Linked DNA regions of Homo sapiens: region 1 is linked to region 2. Evidence: read pairs that join two places in POLR2A ChIA-PET (ENCODE). Cell type or tissue: OCI-LY7. All regions are shown on one strand. Links, peaks and the distances in the headings refer to the core of each region. The heading gives the core; the rest is flanking DNA.

Region 1 (2,500 bases), core at 1-2,500, 140 kb after region 2:
CAAAGCGCTGCTACCTGTCCACCGTGTGGCAGTTCCTGTCACCCACACTGGTGCCTCCCTGTTCTCTCACCGCACCTTGTGGCTACGCTGCGCGCCGGTCGTGTTTGTCCCCCCTTTCTCCTGAAAGTCAGGGGCTATGCTTAAGACTAAATCACCTTTGTATCCCACATCTAGCACAGTGCCTATCAAACAGTACGGGCTCAAAAAGCTTTAACAATCGGACCGATAAAATAGCAGGGCTTTTGTCTCTCCTGTCAATCTAGCATCTCTCCTTCCATTTTTTCTGCACCTACCAAAAATAAGAAAAAAATCAGACTGCTGCTGTGTTCTGCCAGCTGCTCTTAACTTCCAGCACGTGTCCCAAGCAATCTACTTGAAAGGATATCTACCCCCTTAACTGAGTACTGAACACTATGAAAATAATCTTTGTGGTCTCTTGTATTAGGAGAGAGCAAATTGAAGATGTTAAAAAGCCAATGTATTAGCAAGATTTGAGAAGATCCAAAAGCAAGCTGATTATTTCCAAAAATCAGCTCAACAACTCCTAAGATTGATAGATGTGTCCACAATTTGGGGGTTCTTGGTCTCACTGACTTCAAGAACGAAGCCACAGACCCTCACAGTTAAGTTCTTCAAGAGGGCGTGTCCAGAGTTTATTCCTTCTGATGTTCAGATGTGTTCTGAGTTTCTTTCTCGTGGGTTAGTGGCCTTGCTAACTTCAGGCGTGAAACTGCAGACCCTCGCAGTAAGCATTACACTTCTTAAGGTGATACATTTGGAGTGTTAATCATTTATTTTCCCCCAGTGGGTACCTAGTCTCACTGGCCTCATAAAAGAAACCGCAAACCTTCATGGGGAGTGTTACACTTCATAAAAGCAATGCAGACCCAAAGTGTAAACAACAAAAACACTTACTGCAAAAAGCAAAAGAACAAACCAACCACACAAAAGCAACGAAACAACCAGTTGTCACTAGTGGAGCCTGCAGCCTGACTTTATTCTCTTATCTGGCCCCTCCCACATCCTGCTGATTGGTCCATTTTACAGAGAGCCAATTGGTCTGTCTTACAGAGAGCTGATTGGTCCGTTTTGACAGGGTGCTGATTGGTCGCGTTTACAATCCCTGAGCTAGATGCAAAAGTTCTCCAGTTCCCCACTAGATTAGCTAGATACAGAGTGTTGATTGGTGTATTTACAAACCCTGAGCTAGACACAGAGTGCTGATTGGTGTGTTTACAAACCTTGAGCTAGATACAGAGTGCTGATTGGTGTATTTACATTCCCTTAGCTAGACATAAAGGTTCTCCAAGTCCTCACCAGCTTAACTAGATACAGAGTGCCAATTGGTGCATTCACAAACTCTGAGCTAGACACAGGGTGCTGATTGGTGTGTTAACAATCCTTGAGCTAGATACAGAGTGCTGATTGGTGTATTTACAATCCCTTGGCTAGACATAAAGCTTCTCCAAGTCCCCACCAGAGTAGCCAGATACAGAGTGTGGATTGGTGCATTCACAAACCCTGAGCTAGACACAGGGGGCTGATTGGTGTGTTTACAATCCCTTAGCTAGACATAAAGATTCTCCAAGTTCCCACCAGACTCAGGAGCCCAGCTGGCTTCACCCAGTGGATCCGGCACTAGGGCCGCAGGTGGAGCTGCCTGCCAATCCCGCGCCGTGCGCCCGCACTCCTCAGCCCTTGTGCAGTCTAGGGGACGGAGCGCTATGGAGCAGGGTGGCGCTGCTCGTCGGGGAGGCTTGGCCTGCTCATAAGCTCACAGCGGGGGAGTGGGGAGCGGGAGGAGACTTCAGGCATGGTGGGCTGCAGGTCCTGAGCCCTGCCGCGCCGGGAGGCAGCCAAGGCCCGGTGAGAAATCGAGCACAGCAGCTGCTGGCCCAGGTGCTAAGCTCCTCACTGCCCGGGGCTTGCTGTCAGGCCGGCCGCTCCGAGTGCGGGGCCCGCCGATCCCACGCCCACCGGGAACTCGCTCTGGCCCGCAAGCGCCGCGCGCCGCCCGGGTTCCCGCCTGCGCTTCCCCCTTCATATCTCCCCGCAAGCTGAGGGAGCCGGCTCCGGCCTTGGCCAGCCCAGAAAGGGGTTCCCACAGTGCAGCGGCGGGCTGAAGGGCTCCTCAAGCGCGGCCAGAGTGGGCGCCAAGGCCGAGGAGGCCCCAAGAGCGAGCGAGGGCTGCCAGCATGCTGTCACCTCTCAATAGGGCCCCTTACTTTCCCTGCCTGATGGTTTATCCGCCTTCCTTCAGTCACTCCTCGAACACTTAACCAGCTCCCACAGTGCAGTGTAAAGAGCGAAGCAAGGTGTTGCTAGAGTGGGGAATTCAGAAATCGTGAAGGGACGTTTTTAGCTCATTCTCAAATTCTGATGGAGATATTTTTCATACAGTTTATTCCTTAGAACCTTCTACTTACATTCCCTAAAAGAATAAGTTGTTATTTACAGCCTGTATTGGTTCCCGTGTTCAGGAACACAGGCAGCCTTTCCA
Region 2 (17,450 bases), core at 8,049-10,548:
TAGTACCATAGTACCCATCCTGTCATCATCGCAGGAAGAGCTGTATTTGAGCAGACACACTGCACGTCTGTGCTCTGGGGAAGGGGCATTGCCTTCCTGTCTTCTTAGATTGAGAGTCAAAAACAGCCTTGGTTGTGAGGAATGATTAGATGAAATGTTAGCACCTGCCATCTGCCTATATGTTTCAGCTGTAGGCAAAGCTGTCAGAGAACATTCACATTTGTACCCGGAGACCTTGTAAGATGCTGGATTCAGCTGCTGCATGGGCAGGGAAGGGGCACAGTCCTCGGGAAGCTGAGTTTGGGCACAAGACCTGCCACTGGAGAACAGGGGGCTCTTGACCCTGGTGAACCCACTGCCTGGCCATTGATCTTCCAGGCATTCACCGGACAATTTTCCTTACTTTGCCACAGTAGAAATAGGGCATATTTAGGATTGGGGAGATGTTGGTTGAAGGATACAAAATTTCAGTTACCCAGGAGGAATGAGTTCAAGAGATCTATTGTATAACATGATGACTATAGTTAATGTATTCTTGGAAAAAAGGAAATAGGTCACATTTATTTGAAAGAAATAATTAGGAGATACTTCACAGCTTCATAACCTCCAAGAGCCGGTATGCTGGTGGGCATGTCATATGCGTTCTAACAAGAGCTTCCAGAAAATTGCAAGGACTCAGCTCCAGGGTCACTCTGGAGCACTTTGCTTCCTCTGCCACATCTAATGAGGTGAGAATGTGATAGAGCCCTGTCTGTCTCCCATGCAGCCTGAAGTAATCCCATACCAGGAAGGGTATTCTCTGTTGGTCTTTGTTTTGGACAATTTGGCAACTGAATTCAACTCCATTTGCTGGGGGAAACCTGCTGCTACTGGTTTTGGCATCCTATATTAAAGTGATTATGATGACAGCAATAGGTATGCACTCGCTGCATGTCAGGCACTGTGATGAACACATTACCTACATTATCCTATTTAATTCTCCTGACAAATTAGTTATTTTTATGTCACCTTTTATCACAAAGAAAATTGAGTGGAAAAGTGGGGATTCCAACCCATCCTTGTAACGACTTTACTGTTCAGTCTTGACAATTTAGTAAAGAAGGCACTGATGCTCGAAGTTAGCCACAAGAAGTTAAGCCATAAGGCTGGGTGACCCTTACCTCCCTACCCGAAACCAAAGCTTTACGAGGGAAGAAATTTTGTGTCTTACTCCTCAATCTGTCCTCAGTGATGAGAACAGGGATTGGTACAAAGTAGATGTTTAATAAAATTGTACAATGGATGAACCCTCAAAAACCTCCTCTTCCAGGCCACAGAGGTGTGTCCCCAGCCCACTGTGCAAAGCTTGGAGGGAGGCAAAAATAGCTAAAGAGGCTAAGTCTGTCTTTGGGTCTTGCCACCTCTACTTCTTGGGAACTTTGCTCTCCGACACCTGCTGATTTAGAATCCTTACCTTGCCTCTTGTAAATTTCTTCTTGGCTAGGGTGTAAGATAAATATAAGAGAACTTAGAATTAGGAATGTCTCCATTAAAAACAACACCTCTGCAATTCCTCATCTACATGACTCCAAGCCAGTAACTTAAGCTTTCTTAGATCATTTGGAGACAACAATGTCTAACTCAAAGGAATATATATATACTTCAAAGTCATACATACATATTATATATCATCACTGACTAATTATCATTACTATTATTATTTTAGACAGGGTCCCACTCTGTCACCCAGGCTCTGGAGTGCAGTGGTGCGATCACAGCTCACTGCAGCCTCAACCTTCCTGCCTCAATCAACCCTCCCCTTAGTCCACCTGAGTAGTTGGGACTACAGGCGTGTGCCAACGTGACTGGCTGTATATTTGTTTTTATTTTTTGTAGAGACAAGGTCTCACTATGTTGCCCAGACTGGTCTAGAACTCCTAGGCTCAAACAATCTTCTGGCCTCAGCCTCCCAAAGTGCTGTGATTACAGGCATGAGCCACCATGCCCAGCCTATCACTGAAAAATTATTGTAAAGCATCTGAAAAATTAGTCTAAATGGAAAAGTTCATCAGTGACAAATATTTCAGGTATAGAATGTAGGCTTTCCTCGATATTTCTCAGATCAACCCCAAGAGCGGCAACCATCCGCTCTTGACTATATTTTATGGTCACTTATAATGGTATTCCATCTGTCATCTACTAATAAACATAACATCCCCTGTGGACCTTCCATTGAGACCAGTCATCAGATGGCTCAATCACCTCCATAGGTGCTTCTACGTAAGTACCAGAGAGTCAAGCCAGACCACAGCGCTCTGGGAAGTTAGCCCAGTTCTTTTGTATCAGAAATGAATGACTCCTGCCTTGTTCCCACCTCCACATCCTCCTACACACACACTTTGAAAAAGGTGATGTCAAATAAACAGATTTTTTTTTTCCTTATTCAAACCCTGCAAGTAACCTCAACTTACTGAAAGTCCCTGGGAACTTAGGAGAAAGAGAAAATGTGTCATCTTATTTTTTTACTTATCTTCTAATCAAACAGAAAAGCCTCAGCTTTGCTTGGGGGCACTGGAACACATTTCCCTTCTCTGGGCGATGAATATTTAACACATGGGTCAGCTGTAAACAGCTGTGGCTCCCTGATGAATCACCCACTTCAGACACCCAAGCAATGTCGTCATCCAGGCCCTGCCCACAGGCACCTGCGTTTCTCCGCCTCACCTTAAAACACCAAGCAGCTTGTTCCTAGCCTCCTTAATATCAGGACTCCTTTGCCCACGCGGCTCACAGGGTGGTAGTTGACATTTGATTGCCTTTGCCTCTATTGAGCTGATTCATCCCCAGCCTCACACTGCCTATCACTTGTCTGTAGTCTCGTACTTGACACCCATGTGCTTGTTGTTAACTGTGGGAGCACCACCCTTTCCCAGTTTTCTCACTGGCCTGCAAGTTTCTCCCCCTCTCTCTATCAAGCATGGACCCCAGTCTGTTTTATAAATGAGTAAATGGAACCATCTTTCCTGCTTACGTCAGAATTTGCTTCCAGTGCTTGTAACTCAAAGCATCTCAGTCAGACCTACTTCAGGTCAACAGCCCCAAATAACACTGCGCCCGGGCAGGGCGCGGTGGCTCACGCCTGTAATCCCAGCACTTTGGGAGGCCGAGGAGGGCAGATCACGAGGTCAGGAGATGGAGACCATCCTGGCAAACACGGTGAAACCCCGTCTCTACTAAAAATACAAAAAATTAGTGTGGTGTGGTGGCCGGCACCTGTAGCCCCGGCTACTCGGGAGGCTGAGGCAGAAGAATGGCGTGAACCCGGGAGGCAGAGCTTGCAGTGAGCCGAGATCGCGCCACTGCACTCCAGCCTGGGCGACAGAGCAAGACTCTGTCTCAAAAAAGAAAAAATAATGACAATAATAACACTGTGCCCGGCAAGGTCAGCTAATGCCACATGGTAATTGCTGCATGTGTGAGTAGCAAAATCACATGGAAGAGGAGCTGGCCTTGGGGACAATGCCACGTTACAGTGAGGAGCTCCAGAAAAACCCACGTGCAAAGTTCTCAGGTTCACGCTTGGGTGCCCATCCTCTGCCTGACCCCTCAAAAGAATAAAGATCTTACAAATATCCAATGAATACCAGGATGGAAATAACTTGTTTCCTGGCATTCAAGACAGAGGAAATCCTTACTATTAAAACTAGAAATGATTAGCAAAGACATGAAACACAACAGTTTAAAAAACCACAGGGGCCCACAAACACGTGTGGATATTCAATTTTTAAGGACTCGAAACTAATGCAAGCAGGTAGTTAATCTTACCCTCAGTCTCTTACCTCAGAGCAGTTATCTCATTTTAAAGACCCTCATGAAGGAAGTTTCACAGTCATTTATGCAGTAGCTCTGCAGGTAACCTTCATATCAAGCATCAATATGGACATACTGCACTTATTCAAGTACTCAACCTATTTCCTTCTCCTAAAGAGCTAATTCTGTAACACCTAAGAACAGTCACAGTTCTTCCTTTAAATCTAACCTTAATATTCTGTGCTGTGGCTTCATCTTCCTCACCTCCTCTTATTTTCCTCAATGGAGATGGGGCCTGTTTTATCACCATGAATGCCGTTTTTATACCAAAAATCATGTTAGTCTCTCTTCAGTGCTTTCTTCTTTTAGTCTAGTTGTTCAAATCCTTGGCTTTTTCCTTGTGAGCCTTTTTTCCTCTGACTGCATCCCCACCTTCATTTCCTGGGCCCTGTATACTTCTTACGACATGGTTACGTGATGGCCAGAGGGCAATTGAACATTCTGGTGAGTTTTGGCTAATTTGGAAATCACGAGAATCTCTCTTGGGCTGCTAAATTCTTCGTTCCTGTTAGTTCTCCCCTGGACACTCCTTGGTTTTTCTGAAAGTTGCACAACATTGCTGATTCACGTTCAGCCGGTCAGTGTGCAGATGCCAAACAGCATATGATGCTTCGATTGGCTCCACATAAGAAACATGAGCTTCCTGCCAAAACAGGGATAGAGGTGAGGCTTTACCTCCAGGCTCTGTTGCAATGGCCGATCACCCTCTTATTCTGTACTCACAAACTCTTGCAAGAAAAGGCTCAAAACTTGTTCACAGAATCACAACACTGAGGTGTTGCCTGGCTTTGAATGAGACTCATTTTGACTAAATCAATGTGTCCCCACAAGTGTTTGGAGGGCAAAAGGAGACAGGAGTTTGTTCTAACATCATGCCAGCTTAACCTCCACATTGTGTCACTTCCACCTAGGTGGCCAATGGGTTCCATTCCCTTTAAATGAACCTGGTTCATGCCCCTCATACTGCACTGAACCTTGCACAAGGCCAGTCTGAGTGCCAATATTCCATCTGCTCAGCCTCTGCTCTCCTCAGCTTTCCTGGTCTCAGGACCTCATAGGAGGTTGATTGTTTCCAAAAAATGGTCCCAATTCTCTGTCTTTCCCTGTATTCACATTGTTGTAATGTAGCTCTGTAGCTCCTCCCATCAAGGGGTGGAGTTTACTCCCCTACCCCTTGAATCTGGGCCGGCCTTTGTGACTTACTCTGCAGCAGAAATGACAGCATACCAGGTGCAAGCCCAAGCCTCAAGAGGTCTTGCACGCCTCTGCTCCCTCTTGCAACCCCAAATCTGTTGTGAGAACAAGCTTCTGGAGGACGGGAGATAACAGTGATCAGAGCTGAGTTATCCCAGCTGAAGCCATCCCAGAACAGCTAGCTCCAAACAACCAGCCTGCTAATCACACATGCAACAAGTCCAGCCAAGATCAGCCAAGATCAGCCAAGACCAGTTCTCATGAGTGGAAATCATGGATCAGCTGACCCATGGATTCATGAGAAGAAATGGCTGATGTTCTAACTCACTGAGTTTTAGGGTGATTTGCTATGCAGCCATAGCTAACTGATACATACTCCATACCCTGGTTTCTGTTCTCTATTTTGTCACTCAGATGGATGAGTCAATGAGAGGTCTTTTCTCATATTTGATCCCTGGCATTGCTGAAGTACATAATGTCTCTTTTCTGACGACTAGTTTCCTTCTCTATAATTTTGGAGAAAATGTACACTATTGTGGATGCACCTGTCTCCATGCCTTGCCTCCCGGGGGAAAGGACTCAGTCATCAAGACTGGATGATTCCTTACAGGCCCCTTCAATCACCCCTGCAAAGCCACTCTTCTTTCTGCATTTTCTTCTCCTGGGGGCATCACCTCTAGTTGCCTAGTCAGTCGCTCAAGCTAAAACCTAGAAGTAACCTAAGGCTTCTTCTTCCTCATTCCTTGGGGGCCAAGCCTTCAGATCTAATTTCTCATAACCACTCATTGTCATGCATTCCCTCCTCTCTATTCCCACTCCCAGGGGGCTCTGGCCACCAGCAAGCAGTACCCATATGGCAGGCTCTCATTAAATATTTACTGAATGATGGGTCTATCCACTCACATCTCTCTCTGTAACCAATAGAGTCATCAAAGAAGAGCTTGTGAAATATCATTTACACCTCCCCTTGTGTTCTCCCAAATCAACAATAACTTTGGTGAAATCATCTTTTGTTGGCATCTTTTGAAATTGTGGGTCACAGGATGAAAAGTCTAAAATGCATGCAGGATTCCTAATTTCTACTACAAATAATAATGCATTTGGGTTAGGTTTGATTATTATATAGAACTTAAATGTAAGTCAAAGGCACAAAAAGACTTTAAGAGTACTGACCTTTCTGTCGGGAATCCTGCCTAACGCCACAGTTTCATGAAAATCTTTCATTGTATTGAATTTAAGTGGCTCAAAATCATGTCACCAATGGCATTTGGCTTCACAAAGATTACCTGCCCTGGCCACAATCTGATACATACCTGATGATGACTGCAGAGAGTGAACTTTTGAGAGAAGGGATGCATTGTGTCAGGTGGGTGGGAGTAGGCCTGACATTTTAGACCCTCTCAGATGGATCTGTAACCAGCAAAATGCCAGAAGGAGGCCATTCTGGTGTTGGAGGTTCAGAGCCTGTTGGTGGAAGCACCACCCACTCGTCCTTCTCCACATAGCTCCCTGACTGCTATGATTAGGCCTTCGCCTTGGAAGTAGACCACAGGAGCCACAGGCCTTGTTGGGAAACAAGTGTTGATTATCCCAAACTGTCTCTGTAGGATGTGCTTAAATCCTGACATGCATGATTTTGTCACACTAAACATCTGAATAATCTTGGCACTCAGTAAGCAATGACTGGAGGGCAATGCCTAAGGAAGTGGTGAGCAACCTGCAGACCTAAGGCAATGCGGGAGTCACAAGAGGAAGCCCCAGGTCCCAGACCCTCTAGCAGCTGCTACCCTTTGTTACCCTATGCTCAGGGGTGAGCCCCTTCCCTTCCAATCTCAACTTGTTTGTAGCACTGCACAGATGACGTGATACTCTCACATCATTTTGTCAACAATCTCCATAACATCGAGACATGGAAAAATTATTTTTATTGTTCCCATTTTATTATGAAAATATGAAAATAAGGTAGTAGATTAACCAGTGTTGTCCAGGCGCAGTGGCTCATGCCTGTAATCCCAGCACTTTGGGAGGCCGAGGTGGGTAGATCACAAGGTCAGGAGTTCAAGACCAGCCTGGCCAACATAGTGAAACCCCATCTCTACTAAAAATACAAAATTAGCCAGACATGGTGGTGCGTGCCTGTAGTCCCAGTTCCTCAGGAGCCTGAGGCAGGAGAATCGCTTGGACCCAGGAGCTGGAGGTTGCAGAGAGCTGAGGTCGCACCACTGCACTCCAGCTTGAGCATCACAGTGAGACTTCATCTTAAAAAATAAAAATAATAAAATAAAAAGGATTAACCAATGTTACATAAATAATAGTAATACTGCTTACCATGTATTGGCCACTTTCTGTCTCATACTCACTTCCTTTTAGCCTAATTAAAAACCTTGCTGAGTAGCCTGCATCAGCATCCTTTAACAGAGCAGGAAACTAACCAGGGGAGGTCAAGGTCTAGTGGCTTGCCCAAAGTCACATAGCTAGGGAGGGTCAGAGATTGGATTTGCACCCAAGTCCTGCTGATTCAAGGCCCACGTTTGATTGGTTTTAGCTTACTTCCTCCAGGTTTTCTCTGCCCCACTTCCTTGTTTGCTTTTGGGAACCCGAGAATTCAGGGAAGGATGCACAGTTAGAGCTTCATTTTCTTGGTCTCATATACAACCATTCTCTCCTCTTCCTCCTCCAAGAAGAGCTTATGGCCACATCAAACTTGACTGCATTTGCCCATTGCATTAGGTAAATCCTAACTTTCTGAAGGCAGTTTGACTTCCCAATCGTCTCCATAGGAAGAGATTGGCCTCATCAAAATGCCAGATGAGACTGTCCTTTGAGCTGTTATAATCCTGGCATTTGTTTTCATTATTACATTAGCAACTGAGAATAGCTTTTACCTGGGTATCCCATTGAACTGACCTACATGCTGGCAGACAGAAGAATCTTACTGTATCCTCCTCACACCAACAGTCACTTGTTTGGAAAATGAAAATCCCTGACCTTTTCCTAGAAGATTCCAGTGCTTGGCTTCTTTTTCACTGATGGCAAAAGCTCAAAACAAAACCAATAAATATTTGTTGAGTGTCTGCTAAGTGTTAGTCATTGTGTAAGCATTTTAATATTTATTTCCTTTTATTAGATTGGTGCAAAAGTAATTGTGGTTTTTGCCATTAATTTCAATGGCAAAAACCGCAATTACTTTTCAATTACTTCTGCACCAACCTGATATTTTCATAATAACCTGATAAGGTAGTTATTGTTCTTCTTTTACACATCAGGTCAAGGAAAGAAAGGAATTTGCTTGTGGTCATACAGCTAATAAGTGTAAACTTGAGATTCAAGCCCAGTTTTTCTGATTGTAAGTCCAACATTCAATTTTTGCTCTGATATGAAGCCATGTAACTTAGCAATATGTATTATTTAGGACTCTTTGAAAATTCACACTCTTTAACCCCAACTTCTTTTTTTTTTTTTTTTTGAGATGGAGTCTCACTCTGTCACCCAGGCTGGAGCACAGTGGCGTGATCTCGGCTCACTGCAACCTCTGCCTCCTGGGTTCATGCCCTTCTCCTGCCTCAGCCTCCTGAGTAGCTGGGACTACAGGCACCCGCCACCACACCCAGCTAATATTTTTATATATTTAGTAGAGACGGGGTTTCACCATGTTAGCCAGGATGATCTCGATCTCCTGACCTCGTGATCCACCCACCTTGGCCTCCCAAAGTGCTGGGATTACAGGCGTGAGCCACCGCGCCCGGCTTTTGACCCCAACTTCTACTTGTATTTATTATAAAGAAATAATCAGAGACAATCATAAATATGTATGCATAAATAACACAACAGCGTTATTTATAATTGCAAAATTACAAAACCACTTAAATGACAATAGCAAAAATGTTTAAATAACTTCATCATCTGTATAATATTATACAAACATATTTTTGAAGATACAGCATGGCACTTGATGTGAGAAAATAACTAAACTGCAATAAATGGAAAAACACAGAATATAAAACTGTATATATAACCTCAATTTTATCCAAAATAAAAATTAAAAATGTTTACATATACATAAAATAATTGTAAGTGAATGAAACATGCTAACTTGAAGTCATCTCTTCATGGTTTTTCTTAAATTTTTCTATATTTTCCAAATTCTCATCTATGAGCTTCTGACTATTACAAAATAGAAACAACAAGTATACTATTTTAAAGAAAAATAATTCCTATCATTATTACAAATAAGCAGAGGTCAAAGTGGCTCAAGTCCAAAGGGCTGCTTAGAGCAAACACCTGGTCCTTTGCTACTTTACTCTCCAGCGCAAGGAGCGAGAGAGGCAGTGGCAGAGCATACAGATCTAGCTAATTCACTGTGTGACCTTGGACAAGTCACATTACCTCTGTGGGCCTCAGAGGGCTTTTCTGCAAAATGAACAGCCTGGATCAGTGAGCCGTGCCCTAGCAGAGCACAGCCTCCTGCCGTGGCTTCTGGGTAGAATTGCCTTTCATTGTGCAATTAAATCTGGCCTTCCCTCATGACGGGAGAGAAAAATATTTATGAATTACTCTCTAGTTTAGAAATGGATCTCTGTCTGGGAACAAAGGAACACAAGCCCCACTGGCAAATTAGAGTCCATTATCAGCTACTATAGCAGCAAGCTCAGCCTGGTGGTAATTGTATCTGCAATAATAAGGCTGTGAGGGCGACTCTAGGCCATTTGCTACCTGCATCAATCATCATTACAGTCTAGCACAGAGGGGATGCGGAAATGAGCCCATGTTATCAATGGCCAATTAGAACAAAGATCCATCCAGAAGCTCTTGGGAACCTGGCCAGGGCCAGCAGAGGGGGTGGATGAGGCGCACAGAACAACAGGTGGCCTGGGTCAGTCAGCTCGCTGATGTCACCGAGGAAGATCACCCTGAGACGCTGGCCTGCAACTCTGTTTAGAATCCCTAGTGACCTCAAATGATGTCAATTCTGCTTGGCTATGTGAACCCAAAATATCTGAAACAGGTCTCAGTCAACTTAGAAAGTTTATTTTGACAAGATTAAGGACACGCCCGTGGCATAGCCTCAGGACGTCCTGAGGACACGTAGGCAAAGTGGTCGGCACAAAGCTTGATTTGATACATTTTAGGGAGACATGAGACATCAATCAATATATGTAAGATGTACATTAGTTTGGTCTGGAAAGTCAGGACAACTCAAAGTGGGGAGGGGGCTTCAGGTCACAGGTAGAAAAGAAACAAACAGTGGCATTCTTTAATTGTGTGCATTTGTCTCATGTGAGCAAGGGAATGACTTTGAGTTCTGTCTTTTGTCCTTTAGTCCACAAGGAATTTCCTTGTGGGCAAATTGTGAGAGAGGTGTGTAGCTTTTTTTATTTTTGTAGCAACCTTACGTAGGAATAGAATGGGAGGCAGGTTTGCCAGTTCCCAGCTTGACTTTTCCCTTTGGCTTAGTGATTTGGGGTCCCCAATTATTTTCCTTTCACAGCGATGATATGCCAATTTCATGTAAATAACTGTGTATATTCCCTATTGATGGCACCTTTGGATCTACCCTGTGTATCACTGTTCTAGGACTGCCATAACAAATTATGCAAATGTGATGCCTTTAAACAACAGAAATTTATTCTCTTACAGGCCTGGAGACTAGAGGTCAGAAATCAAGGTGCAGTGGGCCCATACATACTTCCACTGAAGGCTCTAAGAATCCTTCCTTGCCTCCTCCAGCTGCTGGTGGCCACAGGCGTTCCTCAGGCTGTGGAAACATAACTGCAGTCTCTGCCTCCATCTTCATAGGGCCTTCTCCTCTGTCTCTGTGTGTTCCCTCCTCTTCCTGTAGGGATACCAGCCATTGGATTCGGGTCCACCCTGACCCAGTATGACTGCCTCTTCATTTGATGACATATGCAAAGTCTCTATTTCCACTAAGGTCACATTCTGAGGTTTCAGAGTAGACATGAAATTTGGGGGACACTACTCAAGTCACCACACCCTGATGTAGGACACTGTTAGATTTTCATCGGTTATCTTTTGCCTAAGTCTTATCCATGATAGTAGATGGGGTAATAATAGCTAATATTAAAATAGCACATACCACATGCCAGGCAAATTCTAATCTCTTCGCATATATTAATTCATTTTATTCTCACTATGAGGAAGTACTATTTTTGTCTTCATTCTTCAAAGGGAGAACAGAGACATAGAGAGATTAAGTAAAGTGTCCGAGATCACAGAGTAAGTGGCAGACCAAGCACTTCAGTTGAGCAATCCGGTTCTGAGCCTAGGTTCTTAACTATGCATCCTACCTCCTTAACGATGGACACAGCTAAACTAGACATCCTGACACAGGAGAAGAAATGCAGATGGCAAAACCCTTTTGGAAAGTAATTTGACAATCCATGTCAATAGTCTTGAAAACATCCATTCATGTTTTATCCAGTAATTATACTCTGGGGAGTTTTCCTTCGAAAAAAAAAAATCTGAATTGTATAAAGCTTCCATCCACAAAAACACTATAGCAGTATTGTTTATAAGAAAAAAGCTTACAAAACTAAGGGAAAAGATACTCTCAAACAAAAGATTACTTAAGTGAATAAGGTTATACCTATAGAATGAAGAATGTATCTCCATTAAAATAATATAGATAGTTTAGAGTAACAAAAGGAAATGCTTATGTTATAACATTAGGTGAAAACTGGAAAATAAGGTGGTCTATGTAAAATATTCTTGACTAGATTTTTAAACAACAGAAAAGAGAGAAATTACATTAACATGCTCACAGCAACTCTTTTAGAATAATTTTTTTCTTTCTCCTTTTTTAAAACCTTTTTGGATTTTTCAATTTCCATAATAAACATATTACTTTTGTAATTAGAAAAGAAATTATGAATATGGAAAATGTAAAGCAGAAGCAGTATTCTTACAGAAGGACTGAGGGGATAAGGGGAGGGGTAGTCAATTCTAGCCCTGGCCTTTACGTCAGAGATCTAAAATCCAAGACAGGCCATGGGAGATGCTCTCTTCTGGAAGCTCTAGCATTTGTTATTAAATTCTGAGACCATTGATTTGTCTTGTTTTTCAATCTGCTAAATTCTGGTTTTGACATTGATATATGCTATGCAAATATCTGTTGAATAAATAGGCAGCTGAGCTAAATAAGTGCACAGCATAAACAAATTAATGGAGAAGTGGAGGCATAGAGAGATTAAATAAATGGTTTCAATAGAAAATGTCTTTCTAATGGAAAAGTTTGAAGCCCCTTCCTTCTTGGTTTCTGAGACAATCCCACTAGGAATCTTGAGACTTGGTATCATTGACTTCACTTTGCAAGGCTGTAGATTAAGCTTTACCTCTTCAGCTATAAATGACGGAATCCCAAAAGAAGAAAAATAAATCTAAGCTGTGGGTCAAACAAATAGAAATTAAACTGACCTAAATCAATACCCAAAAAAGTAACTTTTCCTCTGAGCAAAGGCTGAAATGAGAACCTAGTTGCTTTAAAGGACAAACTGCCCTCCAGTTCAGGGAATCAGAAAAGTTTTTGTCTACATTCAAACCTTTGTAATACAACCCCCGACTTCCCATTTCCTTACATAGAAAGACTTCTATCTGTTTATAACCACATGGCGTCTGTTAGCAATCAGGATGGTTTTGTGGCTCTGAGTTAGGACACAGGGGTCACAATTTGGACGAGTCAGATTGCCTTAGCACGGCCACTCTGAAACTTATTACCATGTGCAAAACAAATATTTCCCCCTGAGGACTAAGCTCTGATTTCTTTTATCTTGCCCAAATTCCTATCTAAGGAGTCTGGGGTGTCATGCTCTACAAACCATAAATTCTCATCAGATAGGTTTTATTTAACCCTATATATCATGACTTATTTTCCAACCTGACTCTGGTATAACATTATGAGACAAGGAAGGAAACCAAAATATTTTCCCCAAAACATATTTCTTTGCCATATCTTGAAATGGCCCCGCAAGCCATCCTCTGTGGGGGAAAATTTGCATATGTAAAGAATCTCTATTAATATAGCTAGATCTTTTTCTTCCAGGCCCTCCCAATCCTAAAGAGATTAGACCTAAGAGTCTAGCACCTTTTAAAGATCTGAATAGGCAACATTTGCCATCTATTGTCTCTAAGGGCAGCCACTATAAGGCTTCAAAGGCACCTTGGTCTCCAAGTCTTTTATCTTAACCTGAAAATTTCATTTCTATCAATCCCAGGTCTTTAGACAAACTCGACCATTTGTCAACCAGCAAATGTTTAAATTTACCTATAGCCTGGAAGCCCCCACCATATCAAACTGTCCCGCCTTTCTGGAAAAAAAACAATGTATTCCTTAATGTATTTGATTGATGTCTCATGCCTCCCTAAAATCTATAAAACCAAGCTGCACTCTGACTACCTTGGGCACATGTTCTCAGGACCTCCTGAGGGCTGTGTCACAGACCATAGTCATTCGTATTTGGCTCAGAATAAATCTCTTCAAATATTGTACAGAATTTAACTCTTTTCATCGACACATCTTCTGACTTCCAGGGCTGGCTAGCTGAAAAAGGAATGTCCTTAGTCACATGCATACTCACACTCTCCTAATGACCCAGAGAACAGGGGCCCACTCGGTCCCCATTGCCACACAGGGGAAGATGCTTCTCTGCCCTTGAACTGATGGTGCAAAGTTAGCCACCAAAGAGCAGGAGCTAACTAGACTGTCCCTAGGACTTCAGGCTGTGGCCGTTCTCCAGAACGGACTCTCTGTGCTTCTGCTCAAGGGCATCAGTGTTTCAGGGCTCAGTGGAGAATATACATAAGCCAGCCTTCATGGACAAGCAGCGTGGCATCCCACTGTCAAGAAAGGGCTAATTTCATGAGGCAAAAGTTTGCTGAGACCCACACTTCATGGCATGGCCATCTGTCCAGCTCACAATAATTCATTCAGCAAAATTATGTGTGAAGCACTGAAGCAGGAGCTCAAGACACTGAGAATACATTCTACTGAGAGAGGCAGACATAAACCAACAATTACAATATGCACATTAGTTGATGGGGTTGGGGAGCTGTACTGAATCCGAGTGTTTGAAATGCTTGTTCCCCGGTGCTGTAAAGAAATAGCACTTGAACATAGATTGAATTTCCTCAGCAAGGCCATTTTTATACTTTCTGCAGAAAGGGTACACTCACCAGCAGTTTTGCCAGGAGAGTACAACGAACAAAGGAGACAGGGTCATTTATAAACTGAAGCGTCCACCCTACTGCTGTGTCCGGTTTCCACTGGCTGGAACGGGACCTCACATTCTGTATTTGTCCCGAATGGCTAGCAACTTAGAACTTTTTTAAAGAGGCAAAGGCAGAGGAGAACAAAGGAAGGAGGAAGTAACTTGTGGAATGCTGAGAAAGGTAAAAACACCTTCAAATAAGGAAGAGAAAAGGGCTATGACCTAATGCTTGCTTGGGCCAGTATAAGCATACCAGGGCAGATATTTAGGCTAAATTGTGGGAGCTAAGAACATAAAGTACATTGATTGCTTTATTATGGCTAGCAGATATTTAAGAATGTTAGCACAGGTCTTTGAATAAATTTTGCTTCTAAGAGAAGTTACTATTTCTTCCTAATTAGATGGGGAGGAAAGTCTTTGAAGAGGAACCTCTACTTTACTTTTTACACAAGTTGGAAGCAAAAAGATCCCAGAGGAGAAAATGACTAAACTGTGCTCTAAAATTCAGAGCATTCCTAGAGCACAGAGACCTGGGAACCTTTATTTCTCCTGAGAGGAGAAATAAAGTACACTGCCTGCATGTGCACAGAGTCTGAATCTACCCATTTTTCCAGGACGGCTAAAGTTATAGCCACTCCATGTAGAAGTACTCCCTGAGTCCCTTTGGGCTTCTAGAACTACAGGACAGATGGCTGCAGATAGCAAAGCCTAGCTGCAGACTAGCTTGGTGACGCAGAATTAGATCGTGGCTATCTATCATGTCCACAAAGAGGTAGGGCAAATTTCTACAATGCCAGGCCCCTTGGCAGCATTTTCAGGAACTGCAGCTCATGACTAGTGAAACGATATAATCAAGACTTGCAAGATGTGAAAGGCACAGTTCAGCTTGGTGACTCGGGGTAAATGTTTTATTGCTCACCCGGAGAACAGTGCCACCAGTCTTCTGTCCCAGGGTGTGCTTTCCACTTACTGGATAACAGGAGTTTGGATTCTTAATTGGCTAAAGAGGATCGTTTTGCTTGGCTGATTATTTGTGCTTTGAATGGAAGTGAGAAGATCTTCAGATTTTAGAGCGTGTGTTAGAGTGTGTGTTCAATTCTAAGAAAAGCACTTCATTTGTCTGGTTAAATTAGCTGCGCCAGTTACATATGTCTTAAAATTGAACTAAAACAGACCAACATTGGCAAGATCTTGGAGTTCATTGAAGAGAAACTAAACTAAATATTTTCAAATTGTAATGGTGGGTAAAACTAAAGATCTGAATTGGGCTACAGGGGTTTATAAACTTAGGATTCTATGGGAAGGGGTAAAGAAATTAATTCTTCAGCCAAAGTTCTTTCAAGTATGCTGTCTTCTCAAGCCAATGATGACAGTGTGTCTTGCAGTATTATAAAGAAAGTATATTCTGGAAGGAAATGTTCCATATGAAACTACAGGGACCAATTGCCTTTGACCACTGATGGCCTAGAAAGTTACCAGGATACTCTGAAAGCTCTGAAGAGAACCAAGAGGCTATCTCAGCATTTTCTTTTCTTTGATTTATTTATTTTTCCCACTCAAACCAGCTTGGGAGTAGCTCATGGCTAATTTTAGAACCCACTCCAAATTTATAAACTCTGAGCCCCAAACCAAAATGAAATTCCATTTTCAATTAGTTAAAATATTTTCTGAAATTTTTTGAAGTCTTACTCGAGCAATGATTCTCTTACGAAATATAATACGTGCAGAGTAACATCTTTATGATTTCAGTTCAAATGAAGCAGAAACCCAAAGATTATATTTTTCTTAAAAAATGAACAGTAGGTAATAAATTCACTGGGAAAGTCAAGTCTATGTGTTATTAAACAGAGAATATTCACAAGGTGATTCTCAGACTCTAAAAGGCTGCATGATTTCCTCCACCCCAACATGAATTCTGCAAAGGAGACAGATGGAAAAGTCTCCTGGGTTTTAGAAACATCTATTTTAAGGGGATTTTGAAAAGTCTCAATGTCCAAATCTGCTGACAAGATACACATCAGCTCATAAGGGAGATTCAGAGCCAGCAGTAGCCAACAAAGTAACCAAAAGCCTTCAGCTCCTGCTGTTTGGTGGCATGTGACGTTTGATTGGGATATTTCCCAGACTTAATCATGACTATTAACTTCTGTGATGAAGAAGTGTGCTGTGGGTGGAATCCCATCTTCCCACAGTGGAAAACAAAATAAAGAATTTTTATCTTTATTTCAAAGGAAGAAAACATCAATTATCCAGGGAAATGAACTGGAAGGTGCAGTTTCACAGCTTCCAGGAGTCCAAGCAATCCACAAAAGACAAGTCCATTTTTTTTTTCCTTCAGCAAAGCAATTACTGTCCTTTCTTCCATGTCGGATGCTCTTGTCACATCTGACACACCAGTTTGATTACCGAGAGAATGAGCAAAGCAATGAGCCCTCAGCACAGGGCTCTCTGAGACTACCAGCACCAGGGCACATTGGGCAACACTCCACTTGGTATTAGAAAATTAGTCTTTCAGAAGACAATGCTTTATCACAATTCCACTCGTACAAATGAAAGAGAAGAGAAGAAAAGGGCTTGGGAGTTTATTTCCTCATGAATGTGCTAAAGAAAGACATTCAATGAGAAGAGTTATGTCTGGGCTCTTTGTTTACAGGTGCCCTCTAGGACAAGTGGCCAAGAAGAAGGGCTTCAGTCATATGGAAGTATGGGATACCAGTAACTGATTTTGTTTGGTGCTTTTGTAACTCATCTTTTCTGCCTGGGCTGAATTGCACCCCACAGCAATGTTGGAGACAGCATAGTGACAGAAAACAAGGAAGCCATCGGACATGGTGACAGGGATGAGTAGGAGGCTCTCAGAGTGATATCACTTTAGGAAAGTATTCAAAGGCTACCACAATCATCTTTCTAGACTGAAATATTTTCCTTAGGATGACCCAAGTGAACTCAGATGTCTTGCAGTCTGGTCTTGGGAAAATACATTCCAAGTTGCTTGGCAAGGGAGACTCAAACCTCAAAGAATAGGACTGGCTACCTATTAGGAAGCCTCCAGAAGAGTATTGGTCACTGAAAGCCTGAACCATGCCTAGCTGGTTGTAATCATGAGATGGGAAAATGTCTTCCAACTTCTACAACAGCACTGGGAGCGTTTGAGGGGGTCTCTGCCAAGAGAAGCAGCGGTGGTCA

What was found. Peaks named below come from ENCODE experiments on the same cell type or tissue, not always from the same donor. Only the 100,000 strongest peaks of a DNase experiment are listed, where the experiment ranks them.
Region 1: POLR2A ChIA-PET joins it to region 2 with 6 read pairs; 3 of 35 experiments call an interaction of 5 or more read pairs at or near these places.

The regions. Positions count from the first base shown.
Region 1 is chr6:6,611,592-6,614,091 of GRCh38, forward strand. All of the region lies in intron 1 of LY86 (lymphocyte antigen 86), which reads left to right. All of the region lies in intron 1 of LY86-AS1 (LY86 antisense RNA 1), which reads right to left. Among named protein-coding and RNA genes, the nearest start is that of LY86-AS1, 10 kb to the right of the region's middle. In OCI-LY7, for the core only: no CTCF peak of the experiment used is centred there; no DNase peak of the experiment used is centred there.
Region 2 is chr6:6,464,883-6,482,332 of GRCh38, forward strand. All of the region lies in intron 3 of LY86-AS1 (LY86 antisense RNA 1), which reads right to left. Among named protein-coding and RNA genes, the nearest start is that of LY86, 120 kb to the right of the region's middle. In OCI-LY7, for the core only: no CTCF peak of the experiment used is centred there; a DNase peak (open chromatin) is centred at 9,469; H3K27ac peaks cover 867 bases.